Linked DNA regions of Homo sapiens: region 1 is linked to region 2. A link is an interaction called in ENCODE POLR2A ChIA-PET data of the cell type or tissue named here. Cell type or tissue: CD4-positive, alpha-beta T cell. All regions are shown on one strand. Region 1 overlaps IKZF1 (IKAROS family zinc finger 1). Region 2 overlaps IKZF1 (IKAROS family zinc finger 1).

Region 1 (8,000 bases), 56 kb after region 2:
TCTTGGCCGGCCTGTCATGGATCATGTTTGCCTACAGTGTGGTCTATACAACATGACATGGCACAGGTCTCCTTCATACCGTCCAGTTGGGGATATTTGCTGTAGCATACTGCATGAGACTTCGGAGGCGAAAGGTTGATGGCTTTTGTCCTTCCCCTCAAGGAGCTTCCTGCCCCAGCCAGCCACCAGCCAGGGCCCTTCTCCAAGCAGCAGCCTCTCTAAGCCGGTGCCCTGGGGGATGGCAATGCCTCAGACCAGCTACTCCTCACCCACCCTGGGTAGCAGGATAAGGAGGAGCCTCCCTCAGGGAGGCAGACGTGTGTTCTTTGTGAAATATCTGCAGCGGCCCAGGCCATCTCTTCCCAAATGTGATGCGTGTATTTGATGGTTGAGGGTTTTAGAGGCTGCTCATTGTGTCCATCTCTTTATCACACATTTACTGAGCACCCCTGGGTGCCCATTCTGCACAGAAGACCTCAGGTGCACACAAGGAAAGCACCAATGTGTTACAGGAGGCATGACAGAGTGTCTGAGGGGACAGTGGGAGCATAAGGAAGGGGACAGTGGGTCCTGGGGTGGAAAGTCAGGAGAGACTTCCCATAGAAGGGAGGGGCTTCTGAAGTACATGCTGGAAGGCGAGTGTCTGAGGTTTGCTTTAGAGACATTCTAAACTAGTGTGTGAGTCGGCAGTAATCCCAGAGAGGGGTGCGGCACCCATGTTGGCAAGAACTCGGTCTCACTCCTGGCAGGTGGTCCCTGCAGTAGTTCACCCAGTTGGCTGGAGACAAAAAGGAGAGGAGTCACAGGGGCTGGTGCATCACCTCCTCTCCATCCTGACCTCCTTCCTGGCGGTGCACATGGAGAAGGATCCCCACATGCTCGCCATCAGAAAATTGTCATGATTTGGGTGATTTGACTTCCTAAAAACTTCCAAGAAAGGAGCTATACCAAGCTGAGGAGTTGCTTGCCCGAGAGGGCGGGCAGATCAGCAGGGGGGCCATGGAGTGGGACACTTGCCTTGTTACAGAGGGACAGGGAGAACAGGTGGTTCCCCTGAGATAGGAAGACAGTAGCATGACGGTGAGCATCTTTAAATGTTCACATGGGTGATGAGCATGTATGGTGGTCCCACCTGGAGACAAAGGTGGTACCTGGGCCTGATAAGCAAGGCCCATGGAGGCCTCAGCTAAGAGAACTGTGCAGTCTGTCTGCCATGCTAACCAGTGGTCTAGGAAGAAGCTTCACATCTGTTGTTTCTAAGGAGCCATGTAGACATAGACACAGTTGGCAGCAATATTGCCTTGGGTTAGTGGGAAGCACCACTTCCCATGTCAGTGGAAAACACAGACACTCGTTCTTAGGTTGACACCAACCATAGGTCATCATCACTCCTAGATTACTCTGATTGCAATGGAATCTCTCATGCCCATCAGTCCTTAAAAGCAGAGCTGCTCTCTTTCCTTTCTTGTTGTGGAGTTAGGAACATGTAGTGGAGTATTTTATGTTATTCTGGCTCCAGGCCTATGTATTTCATTTGAGGCATGATGGTTTCCTATTCTAAGTACCACTAAGTATTGAGTAGTTATAAAATGGTGGTAGACTTTGGACTGTGTATTTCTATTCTGGATCCACGGATGAGCAAGTGGAGAAAACCCATCATGGATGCAGGGCTGCTGGGGATCTGTCTGTCCGAAAATGCTATAGAGACACACACTGCTCTTGGGGAAAAAAACAGTGATGATTTCTTCAAAATGATTTCACTGAAGTGAAATAAGGACTTTGGCCTTGCTCTGGCAAATTCAAATGTGGCCACACTCTACTCCATTGTGGAATGGTGACTCCCCTGTCCCATGAAAAACCAGGATCAACATCACAGCTTTCTCTAGCAACTGGTGGTGGCCTGAGGTCTTATGAACTAGCATGTTAGCAGGGATAGAGTTAGGGAATTTGTCCGATGCTGACAGCAAGAGGGTGCTGGGGGAGCTGGAGGGGTGGAGAAGTGATCTCCCTTCCTGCCTCATGGCTTCCTTTGGAAGTTGCAAGCTTAGAATTTCTTTCCCAAAGAATATTGGACTATGCTTCAAGAGACACTTGAGTTCAGTTGCTTACAGTGAACATACTTCTTATGTTCCAGAGTTAAACTCAATCATATTTTCAGAAAAATAGATATTCAGACATCATGTCATATTTACAGGAAGCTATTTGATCATGGAATTTACTGAAGTGACAGCTTTTTCAGGAAAGGGTATCGAGTGGTTATCTATATCCTATTAATTTCTAAAAGCAATGCTCAATAAAATGTGCAATTTTAGGCAATATTCTGTGTTTCAACATTATTTCCTTATGTTGGGGGTACATCACTTTATATAGATAAAGAAAGATCCTTTTCATTCTCTATTAAATGGTCGAGAAGTCAAATTTTGGCTTTCATGTTGGTCTTCTTACTGTAGCTTCTGTTCACCTAAGAAAGAGATTTAACCAACATAAGCTTTGGCTAAACCATTGTACCAAACATTTCTATTTGGATGCTCTTAACTTTTATACAATACTTTGAAATGTGTTCAATAAAACAACATGAGAAAGAAGTAGAAGATTCTGCTATTAGGTTGGAAATTGATATTCCTTACATAAGTGATTAAAGATACTTTATTCAGTTTATCCCTTAAAATGGTATCTACTGAAGTCCTTAAACTTAGGCATGATATTAATTCCTGGCTAGTCTTTCTTTTTCCTAAAATATCACTCAATAAAATCCAAGAAGGACTAAAACTCATTATATAGAACTGCACTGCCCAATACAGCAGCCACTAGCCACATGCAGTATTTTTAATTATAATAAGTTAAAATTAAACAAAATTAAAACTTCAGCCCTCAGTGGCACTAGCCACACTTTTTGTGTCCAACAGCTACATATGGCTGGTGGCTGCCATATTGGACAGCACTAATAGAGAGCATTTCTATCATCATAGGAAGTTCTGTTGAACAAGGCTGATCTGGAAGCTACACCATCCTAAAGCTCTTTGGCAAGAAAGCAGAGCTTTTCCATAAGCTCAGTTTATGAACAATATATTTTGTATTTTCTATGTATATGTATATGAGAATACGTATACATAGAAATATATGAAAATACATATACATATAAATATACATATACATAAAATAGAAATACATATACATAGAAAATACAAAATATTTTGTATTACATATACATATGCATGGAAATACAAAATATTTTGTATTATATAATGCAAATGTAAGATATATTTATATTATGTAAGAAAATACATTTGTGCAATAAAACGCTTATTTCATTCAAGCATATTTGTCCAGCATGGTTTCTTAGAGACTGAAGTTACCCAGTTTAGCACCTGGAACTGAATTCACTCTGGCTGTGTTAGATGTAGCACCAGCGTCATGACAGATCCAGCCCACAGCATAGACTGAGGCCTACTCTGGAGGCAAATCTGCAGACAATGTGGCCAACACATGGGCCTTCCTCACATCTCTGTCCAGTCGCTGGCATCCACGTTATAACACAGCAGTGGCTCGTTTTCTCCAGTTAAAGGCTAGGCTTCCGTGATTGAAGCAGGAGAGAATTTGGTAGTCAGTAAAGTAGACAAACTAAGACAAAACAAGAGTCGCATGAGTTCTTGGTACAATTAAAGAAACCCTTGGCCACCAACGTTTTTAAATTCAGGAATTTCACCAAGTCCGTAACAGTTTTAGCTCTCAAGGGTAGAATTTTTTTTTTAACTTTTTTGGTAATAATTGTATTGCATGCATTCCCCTTACACAGAAGGCTGGCATTTAATTGGGGTCTTGAACTCAATTGTGTTTTCTGCAGTTGGTAAACCTCACAAATGTGGATATTGTGGCCGAAGCTATAAACAGCGAAGCTCTTTAGAGGAACATAAAGAGCGCTGCCACAACTACTTGGAAAGCATGGGCCTTCCGGGCACACTGTACCCAGGTAAGCGCTGCTGCTCGGAGGCCAGCCTGGTGGGCTCTCCCCCCAGCACGGTGGGGAAGGAGGGCGCTCTGCATGCAGCCTTAGGAGCAGAGCCTTGGGCCTGCTTCCTGCCGGGGCTAGGAGGGAGGGAAGTTTTTGGCCAATAGCATCAGTTTCACCAGAAGCACGTTGTGCTTCCCAGCTTTCTAGGTCCTCATCTGACCAGAGAGAGCTTGATTTTAAAACCCTTCCCACTTCCAATCGGGAGAAACTCCTAGGATAGCAGTGACCTTGAAAGTTTTGGGGTTGTTTTTTGGATGTTGGTGATTTTAAAACAACAACAAAAAAAACACCTCAAGTAGTGATATTTCTTTGTAAACAAAATAAAATGTAAAATATTGTTTTGAAACAATTTTTTAACAAAGTTGATCAAATAAGAACTTTCAGGCTGTGATTTTAAGCATCAGTTCAGACTGAGGGCAGGGTATCCACTCCTGCATGGAGTGTGAGGTTGAAGTTTGTTGGAAGCCCCTGGTAGTTGATAATATTGAGGTTGTTGAAGGATGAGAGGAAAGGTCGCTTCTTTCTTAGGAGCTGTGATGCTCCACTGTATTGCATAACGAGATAGCACTTGATTCAGACCCCAGAGCCTGTAGAATAAATGATGTGGAGAGAGTATTGAAAAAGGCTGGATTTATCTGGGGGAATGGCAATGTTATAAAAGGTTCTTCCCTAATTTTTTAAGAGATAAGCAATTTATAAAGAGATCAAATAAAACTAATCTCTTTCAAAACAGTATTCATTTAGCACTACCCCTGGAAAAATCATCACTAGACTGTGAGTCGAAATTTAACGAATGGAGGAAAATTTATTAAGCCTCATTCACCTTTCGGACTTTAACAAATGGTTCAAAAGGGAAAATTCACCAGAGTACCCTCAGATTATTAATGGCAGATGAGAGCAGGAAAAAAGAATGTTGAGAATGGCTAAAAATTGATTCCAATTAGTCTTGGCATGGAGAGGCAACATCTCACCTGGCCAGAGCCCTGCAGCCAGAGTGCTGTCTCCTCTGCCAGTCAGCCAGGGATCTGGGGCTTACAGGCGATTCCTCCAGGCCTCAATCTTCTCACCTGTGAAATGGGAAGATACCATTAAATTGTCATTTGGCTTCTTTCAAAATCTCAGGTCTAGAATGGAAAGGCATTGAAGGTGAGTGGAAGAGAAGAAACTGGATGTTAAAATAATAATAATGTAACAGTTATTAATTCACATGGCCAGACCCCAGGGCAGAAGACTAATGGACGAGAGGATGATTATGTTCCTTTGAAATAAAATGTCAACATTCAAATATTGTTTTTTTCTGTAAAAAATAAGTGAATGGGTCTTGGAAGGAAGTGCTCCTAATGATGTAGTTTACATATTAATGCTTAATAAACCATTTTATTTACTCAACAAATATTCACTGAGGACTTATAATCAATAATACCAAGCCCTATTGAATACAGTAATCTAATATACACATAGAATTGAAAAGACAAAATGAACAAAAGAAACAGACAGTATATCATTTCTGTTTCCTCCACTGTTTTCATTACTAAAGAAACAAGCTGCAGTACACAGCCGGCTGAGAGCTGCTTCCGGGGGAGCAGGAGAAGCAGCACTCATTTCACTGAGACCTGGGTTTGAGTTCTCTGTTTTTGAATGTGACCCAGAGCTCATCGCTTAAATGCGACTGATAATTCGTGCCTGGCCACCCTCATAGCAGCGCTCTGAAAGAAACATAAAGGAGTGGATACACGTGTGAGCAGGAGCCTAGACATGTGTCAGGTACTTACCTAAACATGGATGTTTAGGTCACTGACATACTGACACCATCAAGCTAATTCTTCTCTATTGGTCTCTATGTCAGTAAGGCTACGTGCCAGTAATGTGTATTAAATATTACCCTGTGGTGAGTATCAATTTCACCCTAAAATGTTCATTTATTCCCTTTGGTGGTTAAGTTACTTGGACTACCACAGTGATGCCTCTATGTCCCCACACTCAGGAGGTATGAAAGCGTCTCTAGGAAGGAGCAGTGGTCTGGTCTCAGTGTGGCAGCAGACAAAGCCAGGCTCGCACTTAATTACATTGAATTATTTCTGTCTGGTATGGCCTCAAAAGGTGCAAAATGATCATAAATATCTTTCGACAGTCACCTTTGGTTTTTGCCCTTGCCAGCACCTGGCCCTTGTAGGTGCTGCTGGTTTAAGGAACTTGGAGTATTAAGGGGATCCATAAAAGGACTTTGACAGAAGTCTTCCTGAACTGTGCTTAGGGCCAGGAAGGCAGGCAGGGGCTTGGTCATTTCAGCTGTGCTGTACCCGGATGAGTGGAAACTGTGCCTTCTGATGCATCTCTCCTCCTCTGTTCCCCTCTAAGAACCCCTTGTCTGTGCTCAGATGGATGAGCAAGTAGTCTCTTCTCCCACCCCAAAAACCTCCTTAGATGGGGTGGATTCAGTAAAATCAAAGCCTCAGTTAGGCAATATAGGAAAAGATGAATTTTTGTGAATATAATTTTCTTTAGTAAAAGGCTTTTGGTCACCTCTTATAATTTCTCAATGTCTTTATGGAAAAAATAAGTTTCTCTTGAGCCTTTGGTGCACAAACAGAGTCACCAGCCCTTGGAGGTGCATGCATCTAATGACAGAGCAGCCTGTGACTCGCGAGCATCAGGCTCACTTGTTCCTTGCTGTGATTGACTCTGGGGGGTGGAGGCTTTTGGGAGGCCCTGCGCCATGGTGCAGAGGAAGACCCCTGACCTCTGGGAGCCCTGGGCAGGCTGTGGGTGTGGCTTGGCAGAGAAGGATGGACATGTCAGGAAGCATATTAGCTTAATAGATGAAGTGTGTGACCAGTGTAATTGGGTTTTATGGATTTATATTTATCTTGCATATAAATCAGGGTGTGGCCTATATATGTTTGCCCATTTAATAAAAAACACATATTCCAAATGTTAAAATATAAAATATACCAGCAACAATAGCCAATTTGAAATATATGTTTTCAAAGTAACATTCATAATAGCAATGAAGACATAAATACTTAGAAATGAAGAAAACCAGCAAGCCATAGTGAGGCAAGAAAGAAAACATGGGAGATTGGAGAGGTAGAGAGGTCTGGATGCCGTCCATGGGCCTCTGCCCAAATTAGTGTATCATTTCAACATAAAACTGGCTTGTAAATTTTACTGGAATCTGGTAACCATGTATCATAAAGTATCTGGATATATACATGAGATAATTGGCAACTTTTTAGAAGAAGAATAATGTCAAGTGATGTATGAAAATGTAGCTGAAATGGATGGAACTCTTTGAAGAATAGACAAACAAATCAATAATAGAGATGGATACCCTACTGAAGACCCCATGATAAATCAGCATGAAATATCCGAGGCAGGAGGAAGCATAAGGCAGGAACGGTATTGGAAGAATTGATCAGGCATTTAAGATAATCAGTTTACATTATCATCTCCTTATACACTAGGATAAATTGCCGGGAAATGAAAGAGTTATATTTTTATAACTCCAACCACAATAACTGATGTAAATATAGATCCAGCTATGCAGGATACAAAGTTGTATCTTCAATTATGGAAAGAGATGACATAGAACAATTGAGAATGACTAGAAATGGCCCACACATCAGCATTTACCTCCATAATTTCTAAATTTTCTACAGCAGTCAGGGGTGCTTTGATTTTCAGGAGTTTGTTGTATGCTCAGGGATAAGGGGCTCTGGGTTTTTCCTCCACATTGCCCAGATCTGCTGTAGGCTCTTGGGGGCCACATTTTTGTATCTCCGTTCACTGTGCTGGTCCATGAAGTCAGATGTTAGATCACACAGTTCTTTGCGTCTCAGAGGGCTGCTGTTAGGGACTGACTGAGGTAGCAGATTTGGGAGTATTATGAAAAGTTAAAAGGACTTGTCAAAGGGACATCAATACTTAATCCCAGTCCAGCCTCTGGTGATGGTGGTGGTGCCTGTGCATTTGGACTTAAAGAGGATGA
Region 2 (8,000 bases):
GTAAGTGGGTCACCAGCGGCCTCTGTGCCTGTGAAACCTTTATCTCTTTGTATTTTTCCAAGACAGTGATGAAGGGATGCAAGTCATTTTATCCATTGTGTTCCCTCAACTGGCATATTAAAGAAATATGGCACAAAGATCAGCAGGATGGGGGTCCTCTGGTGTGTGGGAGGATGGACACTCACAGGCCAGCATGGCCGTGAGAGCCACACACCCCGCAAAATGTCCAAGTTGAGGAGCAATCCTGCCCAGGGACGCGTCTCTGTCACTGTCCTCTGTCCTCACTGCACTTGCAGGAATATCAAATGTTATGGATTGTAGATCGTGAAAATTACACACTTACGTGTTTTGGCAACAGTGCTTTTCAGTGTTTGGGGTTAGAACAAGCCACATCTGGCCATTTTATGTTATCCCTCTAATCTCTAGTTCTTAAATTTCAGATTTAACTGAAAATAGAAAGTTTCATAAATGGTAATTTTTAAATGTTAGAAAAAAATCAAAGCACACATTTACATACCTTTTCCATAAAAAAGTGTGTGTGAAACCATCTGCAACTCCACTGGTTAACTTACACATGCGACAGTTTGTGTTTGGAAAACTTCACCCACCCTCTTTATTTCAAGAAACCAAAGACGGAGAGAAGTTCAGTGAATTAACCAAGGTGAAATGACAGAGTCAGAATTGAACTGAATTTCTGACTGAAAAACTAGTTCTCGCTCCATTATACCATGTTCTAATGAGCTAATGAGTCAACAGTTCCCTGGAATACCTGTTTTCTTCTTTAAAAAGAGAAAGAGCTGTGATACTGAGAGCTACCTATTGGCATAAAAGAATATGAAGGACATACAGGTAAAATGAGGTAGACTGGATCAATGTGGGTCAGCTACATAAGCCCCCATAGCCAAGGAGGGAACATGTATGTAAAATTCTCAGGCTTATGAGAATCACAACTGTATGTCTATAGGACATCCTAATGCAATAATGGGAAAATGTGATAACTGAATTTTATCTACATGTATAGAAAACATATTTTGGGCCGGGCATGGTGGCTCAAGCTTGTAATCCCAGCACTTTGGGAGGCCGAGGCTGGCGGATCACAAGGTCAGGAAATCGAGACCATCCTGGCTAACACGGTGAAACCCTGTCTCTACTAAAAATACAAAAAATTAGCCGGGCGTAGTGGTGGGCGCCTGTAGTCCCAGCTACTCGGGAGGCTGAGGCAGGAGAATGGCGTGAACCCGGCAGGCGGAGCTTGCAGTGAGCCGAGATTGCGCCACTGCACTCCAGCCTGGATGACAGAGCCAGACTCCATCTCAAAAAAAAAAAAAAAAAAGAAAAAGTAAAGAAAACATATTTTGTATGTTTTTTATGTGTCTTAGAAACCAAGTGGACTAGGTATAATGGTTCTTTTTTTTTTTAACTCAGCAGCACAGTTAATGGCACAAACAGATAAAGATGGTGGCTAAAGCCATTTGGTGTAGATGAATCCAGAAAACAAGTACATTTATGAATTATTTTACCCTATTGGAAAATGGCTACTATATGTGGAAAGTAGAGGGGAAGAGAAATGAACTTGTGAATTATCTACTCTATTCTACCAAAGAAAGATACATATATCATTTCAGGGTTTTCCAAAGTTGGGATGCAAAGGATCATGTTTCATTTTAATTTATGTATTTATTTTTGAGATTGTCTTCTATGTATTGCAAGTGATACTGGTTTTACCATGCACTGTACCACTACGAGGGTTCCTTTCAAAACACATTCATATAAATTAAAAAATCAGTTTAAATAAAAACATCAAGTCAATAGTAGTACATAGATATGATAAAAGTTTGCAAAAGTGGCACAGGAATAGTCATTGGGTGGTGATGTTCCCTGATTTTTTTAGTCCCTGAAGCACCCAGCGCCAAGGGTACTGTTCTTCCTGCTTAACACAGGAGCAAACAGATGCTCACACCCTGCCCAAGAACACAGAGGCTCAGGGACTGAACCAGAAGAAATGATCCATTAACCATGTAAATGAACAGAGAGCCTGGATGTCAGAGTGAGGAGGCCAGCTCGGGTCGCTGTGGAGAAAGAGATGGGCTCTCCCTGGAATCCCTGCAGCTGCCCTTAGAGGCTGTGAGCCATCGTGGCTAGGGCATCTTTAGAGAACTGAAAGTCAGGCCGATTCCTGGAGAGTGAAGAATAGCACACGTGCCTTCAAAACAGTGTCAGTATCCTGTCCCTTACGGACGTCATATTGTTGGTGGGTTTTCCTGGGTGGGAGATCACCCAGTATCTGGTTGGCATTACTGATGGGTTCCCAGAGCTGTCTTTTGGTTCAAAGTCCTGCCCTCGGTCCCAGCTGCCCCCAGCACAGGTGTCACCTTGGAGTCAGGGGCGGGTTTGTCATAGCCCATGGGTCCTGGCCCTGCCCTTTATCATGTTTGACATGATTTTCAGTCTACTTTTCCTTCAGGATGTAATTTAGAAAATATGATTTCAGAATTGTGAAATTTAAAAACCCTAGAAAACCTCTTTGCTTTGCTTGTAAATAGCAGTTGATGCAGCCCTGTGGACAGGCGGGAACAGCCATGTGACGTGGGCACTGAGATGATTTGGGAGATTGAATGCTCCTCAGTGGGGCTAGAGGCCACAGGAGTGATAGGTTACTGTAAAGAAAGCAAAAAAGATGCAAAAGCCTACATGACAAACCAGGCACGACACAAAGGAGAGGCTTGAGAAGAGGAAGTGAAGGAGGGAGAGGATTCCACAAGACCGAAGTGCCCAAGGAGACATGGAGGGAAGAGAGGGCTCTTCACAGAGCTGAGTTTAGAGACCACCCTCCATGGTTCTGGAAGGAAACCAGCCAGCTTTCATATGTGGTGACAGGCTGTTCATTAATTTGTAGTGTACAGCATTAAATAAATGAAGTATGTAGAGAACATTAGGAAACAATATAAAAAGGTAGGGGAATTCGTGGATAAAGGGAATAACCTGGGTACCATATTTCATCACATTATTCCATGGGAATAAGTCATCAGTGCAAAGGACTGTAAGGAGTGCACAGCAGGAAATGAAAAGACAGAAGCAGTGGGGCCGAGAGGAGGAAATGGAGTTGCTGAAATGCAGGGTGAGCAGCAGGGGCGGAGAGTGCCCTGTGGGTAAGGCACACCTCAGAAGGGACAGGTCCAGGCCCTCTCCTCCCTGGCCTGGAGCTTCTGGCAAGGCTTTTCTTCTCTGAGCCTCACTTTCCTCTTTTGAAGGTGGCAATAGTAACTGAACCTGCATCACAGAATGGCCTTGAGGGTTAGATGGAACATATATAGACATAATTTGTTGAAGACAGAGTAGCAAAGACACAAAGTAAAAAGGACAGAAAAAAGAAATGCAACTTGTGCAAAATAGAACTTTCAAAGATTTACAAGAAGGGTAAATGAAGCTATCGTAGCTTCACTTGGGAAAAGGGAGAGAACAGATGACCAGCACCAAGGATAGAAGAGGGATTTCTTACTTTAAAAAAAATGGTCCAAAGAATAAACAAACTGAAAACAGCCAAAAGAGAAAGGAAGAATTTGTTAGAATAGGGCAAGACTAAAGGACAGAGTAAGGGTGCTGGCCGCCACCTGACTCAAGTTCAAGTCGAGCTGCCACTGTTGAAATTTCAAGGAGAAATGGTGAGAAGCTAAAAGATGCAAAAAAAAAAAAAAAGTGGGAAATTATTTGCTAATAATAGATTGCAAGAGTGTCTGCTTTAGAAAGTGACAAGGAACACTTTTGGAAAGCTGTGAGCTGTTATGACCACTGGCATCCTTCAGTTTTAGACAAATCTAATCTCAACAAGGATAACAGACCATATTAATAAACAAATTGATGGGAATGGTGGAAATCAGTTCCCTATGAGGAGGGTGCAAAGTTATACTGATTGGTGAGTCACTCCCAGAATAAACAAATAATGGTTTCACACCTCATTGCTTCATTCAGTGTGGAAGGAACATTCTAGGTTTGTGTGTAAGTTTGGGGAGAAGGAGACAGAGCCAGAGGGCAGAGCAGCCCTGCAGCCCTCAGTTGGCCTCCATTTTCTTCCCGGTCTGAAGAAAATGAAACAAAGGATTTAAAGTGTTGCTTGAAGAATTTAAGTTAGACTTAAAGGAGAGATGTGGTCTTTACTCTCCTTTTGGCAAGGAGAGTTTAGTCATCAGAATGGTCTATTTAGTGAGACTGTAGCTTGTTCTTCTGAAGTGGTCTTTTTAAAAACTAGAGAACTCTCACCTCTCTGAAGTGGTTGTGTATGAAACTGTTTAAAGCCGAGGATGCACTCAGTGACCTCTTCAGGCAACCCCAGATTTACTCAGTCAGCCATGGCACACATGCTAGAGAAGTAAAAAAATGAATTGAGACTTGTTCTGAAAACTCTTGAGCAGGGGCTCTTAAAAGTTTTTTGTTTAGGAATTATGTCAGGGTTGGGGTCTGGAGAGCAGATAAGTGTTTTGTGTGAGAAAAGTAAAAACTTAGTTATTTTCTTCCCGTATTCAGTAATCCTTGCATTTTTTTCCTCCTCCTTTATACATACATTTTTGCCAGTTACTGACTTCTCTCTTGTACACATTTCCGTGTCCTAAATTAACCAAGAGTCCTCAGCCACTAGGATTCTATTGACAAGCCCACAGGTCTGGAGGTGTGAGTAAGGGCATTCCTCCCCCATGAAATCAGGCAGCAGGGGAGGCGTTTGGGTGGGTGGAACAGAGGAGCAAAAGACCAGAGGACAGAGAAGAAAGATTGCAGGCTAGAAAACGGGATGGCCACCCCTGAGAAAGAGGACAAGCAAATTTAGGGCTTAGAGTAGAATTGAAGAAAAAACCCAGGGCAGAGGCACAGGAATGCTGTAGGACTGAACTGGGACCATGATTGATGTAAGTGGAGATGGGTTGGTTGAATCCGTGGAAGGCCAAAGGATTGAGGCCCATATGGGCCTGGGACAGGGCTTACTAAATGACTTGCTACCTGGCTTGATAATCGGGACAACCTCAGGCAGTAGTTATTCAGGCGGGAGGACACATGAGTTTGAATATAGGGAGATAAGGTATATTTCTATATGCCCTGGTACATTCCAGAATGTGCTTCTCTGGCTCTGTGCACTGGAGCAGCCAACTCCTGAAGTTGGGAGGGGATCGCCATGGTTTCATGAGTGGTTTATTTCAGCTTGCATCTCACAGTGTGGTGTTCAGAGGCATAGGCTCTAGGCTCCCTGGCAGCACTGAGAGATAGAAACTGAATCAGCACAACTTAGGTCCTTCATGTTGAATAGTTTGAACAGAATTTGATTTACCCTAGCCTAATTGAAAAAAAAAAAAGTAGAAAAGAAATCTAGGTATTTTCCCTCTGGACTCCAGAACAAATGATTGAGTGTGTAAAAGCATAAATCTTTTTTATTCATTCAATTGAAGTAAAAATTTCTTTACTCAGCCATGAGTTCTAAGACTGCAGTGGGAATTGTAAGAGGATTACCATATTTTAAATTGGCTATTCTGGTGCCAAATCTCCCCTTCATTTTACAGTTTCAGGCAGAAGACCAGCACGGTAGTCGGGGGAGGGGGGTGGGTAGACAAATGGTGGTAACAGTCCTCTACACTCTGGGAGGGAAGGAGCGGTGCTGGGGACAGCTTTCACCATGGAAAGAAAGCAGCCGCTCTGGAGATTGGGCAGCAGGCTTTTGAGCACGGATGCGGAGCCTGCTTATCTAATCAGCAGCTAGAGGAAGTTGTTTTTATCTGCGAAATGCATCTCTTCTGAACCGATAAACCCCATTTTAGCTGGGGAGAAATATTATCTAGCAGCATCTGAGCATTAGCTGCAGCTGAACTCAAGCATGTTCAAATGTGAGAGAAGTCTCAAGCCGAGAACTGTTTGCCGAACTTCAAGTGGCTGGAGTACTGGTTTTCAAGTTTTCTTTTCTTTCTTCTTTGAGGAATAACTGAAAGCATATTATTTGGATTCTTGTTCACCTTGCTTTTTTAGTTCCTTTCCCCCTTCATAGTTGAATTATTGTTCAGTGGTCCATGGAGCAAATTTTGAAAATTCTATGTTATTCATCTTGCAATTTACTACCACTATCTTGGAATGCCTCGTGAAGACAGCAGGTATTGTCAGCATGAACATATCCAAACCCAGATGATCCCGGTTGGAAAGCCTCCCCTTTTTCAAATTTCCCAAACATGAAATATAGTATTACAAAATGATCTGCCCACCTCTAAGCTTTTCCATGTTTGATAAGAGAGGCCATCATGTAACAGGTTCATTGCTTCGCATTTCAAAGTAAATTTTAATTTACAGTCTTCCAGATTCGTTTTGGGTAGGATTTTTATGTCTGCTAATTTGTCAAATAGTTCAAAATGTTTAGGGATCATGATGTCTTCCACAGAACTTCATGACAGTTTTGATTTTAGATTAAAGTAAGTGACTTTTGTGCTATATCAGATAACATCTTGTACTAGGTTTTGGAATAGACCGGTGAGATCAGGCAGCAGAAGTTTAATAACTTTCCTTGGAAAACTGAAATTGATGTGTGTGTGTTTGTGTATATGTGCATGTGGTACATGTGTTGTGTGTGTGCAGGTGTCTGTATATATGTGGGGGGTATATGTGGTGTGTGATGTATGTATATGTATGTGTGTGGCATGTGTGTGTTTGTATCTATGTACATGTGGTATGTTTATGCATGTAGTTGTATGTTGTGTGTGTCATATGTTTGTGTGTGCATGTATGTGTGTGGTGTGTGTGTGTATGTGTAGTGTATATGTGTATGCTGTGTATATGTATATGGGGTGTGTATGTGTGTGGTGTGTGTATATGAATGGGATGTGTAGTGTATGTGTGTGCTGTGTATATGTGTATGGGATGTGTGGTGTGCATATGTAGTGTGTATATGTGTGTGAGATGTGTAGTGTGTGTGTGGTCTGTATATGTGTATGGGATGTGTGGTGTGCAGTGTGTATATGTGCATGGGATATGCGGTGTGTATGTATGGTGTGTTCATGTGATGTGTATATGTGTGTGGGATGCATGATGTGTGGTGGATATGTGTGTTTGGGATATGTGGTGTGTATGTGTGGGGTATGTGTGTGTATGGGATGTGTAATGTGTGGTGTGTGTGTGTGTATGGGATGTGTGGTGTATGGTGTATATATGTGTATAGGATATATGGTGTGTATGTGTGGTGTGTGTGCAAGTAATATGTATATGTGTGCAGGATATGTGGAGTGTGGTGTATATGTGTGTATTGGATGTGTGGTGTGTATGTGTAGTGTGTGTGGTGTGCATGTGTGCATGGGATGTGTGGTGTGTATGGGATATATGGTGTGTGGTGTGTATATGTTTATGGGATGTGTGGTATGTATGTGTGATGTGTATGTGTATGGGATATATGATGTGTATGGGATGTGTGGTGTGTGGTGTGGATATGTATATGGGATGTATGGTGTGTATGTGTGTGAGATGTGTGGTGTGTATATGTGTTGTGTGTGAGATGTGTGGTGTGTATATGTGTTGTGTATGTGTATGGGATGTGTGGTATGTGGTGTGTATGTGTGTATGGGAGGTGTGTTGTGTATGTGTGTGTGGGATGTGTGGTGTGTGGTGTGTATGTGTGTATGGGATGTGTGGTGTGTATGTGTGGTGTGTATGTGTGTATGGGATGTGTGGTGTGTGTGTGGTGTGTATGTGTGTATGGGATGTGTAGTGTGTATGTGTGGTGTGTATGTGTGTATGGGATGTGTGGTGTGTGGTGCATAGTGTGTATGTGTGTATGGGATGTGTGGTGTGTGGTGTGTATGTGTGTTGTATGTGTATGGGATGTGTAGTGTGTATGTGTGTTATATGTGTATGGGATGTGTGGTGTGTATGGGATGTATGGTGTGTATGTGTGTATGGGAAGCGTGGTATGTGGTGTGTATATGTTTATGGGATGTGTGCTGTGTATATGTTTATGGGATGTGTGGTGTGTATGTGTGTATGGG

What was found. Peaks named below come from ENCODE experiments on the same cell type or tissue, not always from the same donor. Only the 100,000 strongest peaks of a DNase experiment are listed, where the experiment ranks them.
Region 1: POLR2A ChIA-PET joins it to region 2 with 7 read pairs; 6 of 35 experiments call an interaction of 5 or more read pairs at or near these places.

Annotation. Positions count from the first base shown.
Region 1 is chr7:50,383,501-50,391,500 of GRCh38, forward strand. It overlaps IKZF1 (IKAROS family zinc finger 1), which reads left to right. Exons shown (of 8, transcript NM_006060.6): 6 at 3,845-3,970. It overlaps LOC124901631 (a long non-coding RNA gene), which reads right to left. Exons shown (of 3, transcript XR_007060322.1): 2 at 4,984-5,079; 3 at 2,386-2,461. Among named protein-coding and RNA genes, the nearest start is that of FIGNL1, 63 kb to the right of the region's middle. In CD4-positive, alpha-beta T cell, no CTCF peak of the experiment used is centred here; no DNase peak of the experiment used is centred here; H3K27ac peaks cover 1,478 bases.
Region 2 is chr7:50,327,758-50,335,757 of GRCh38, forward strand. All of the region lies in intron 3 of IKZF1 (IKAROS family zinc finger 1), which reads left to right. Among named protein-coding and RNA genes, the nearest start is that of IKZF1, 27 kb to the left of the region's middle. In CD4-positive, alpha-beta T cell, no CTCF peak of the experiment used is centred here; DNase peaks (open chromatin) are centred at 2,214, 3,114, 4,294, 5,764 and 2 weaker places; H3K4me3 peaks cover 3,180 bases; H3K27ac peaks cover 7,047 bases.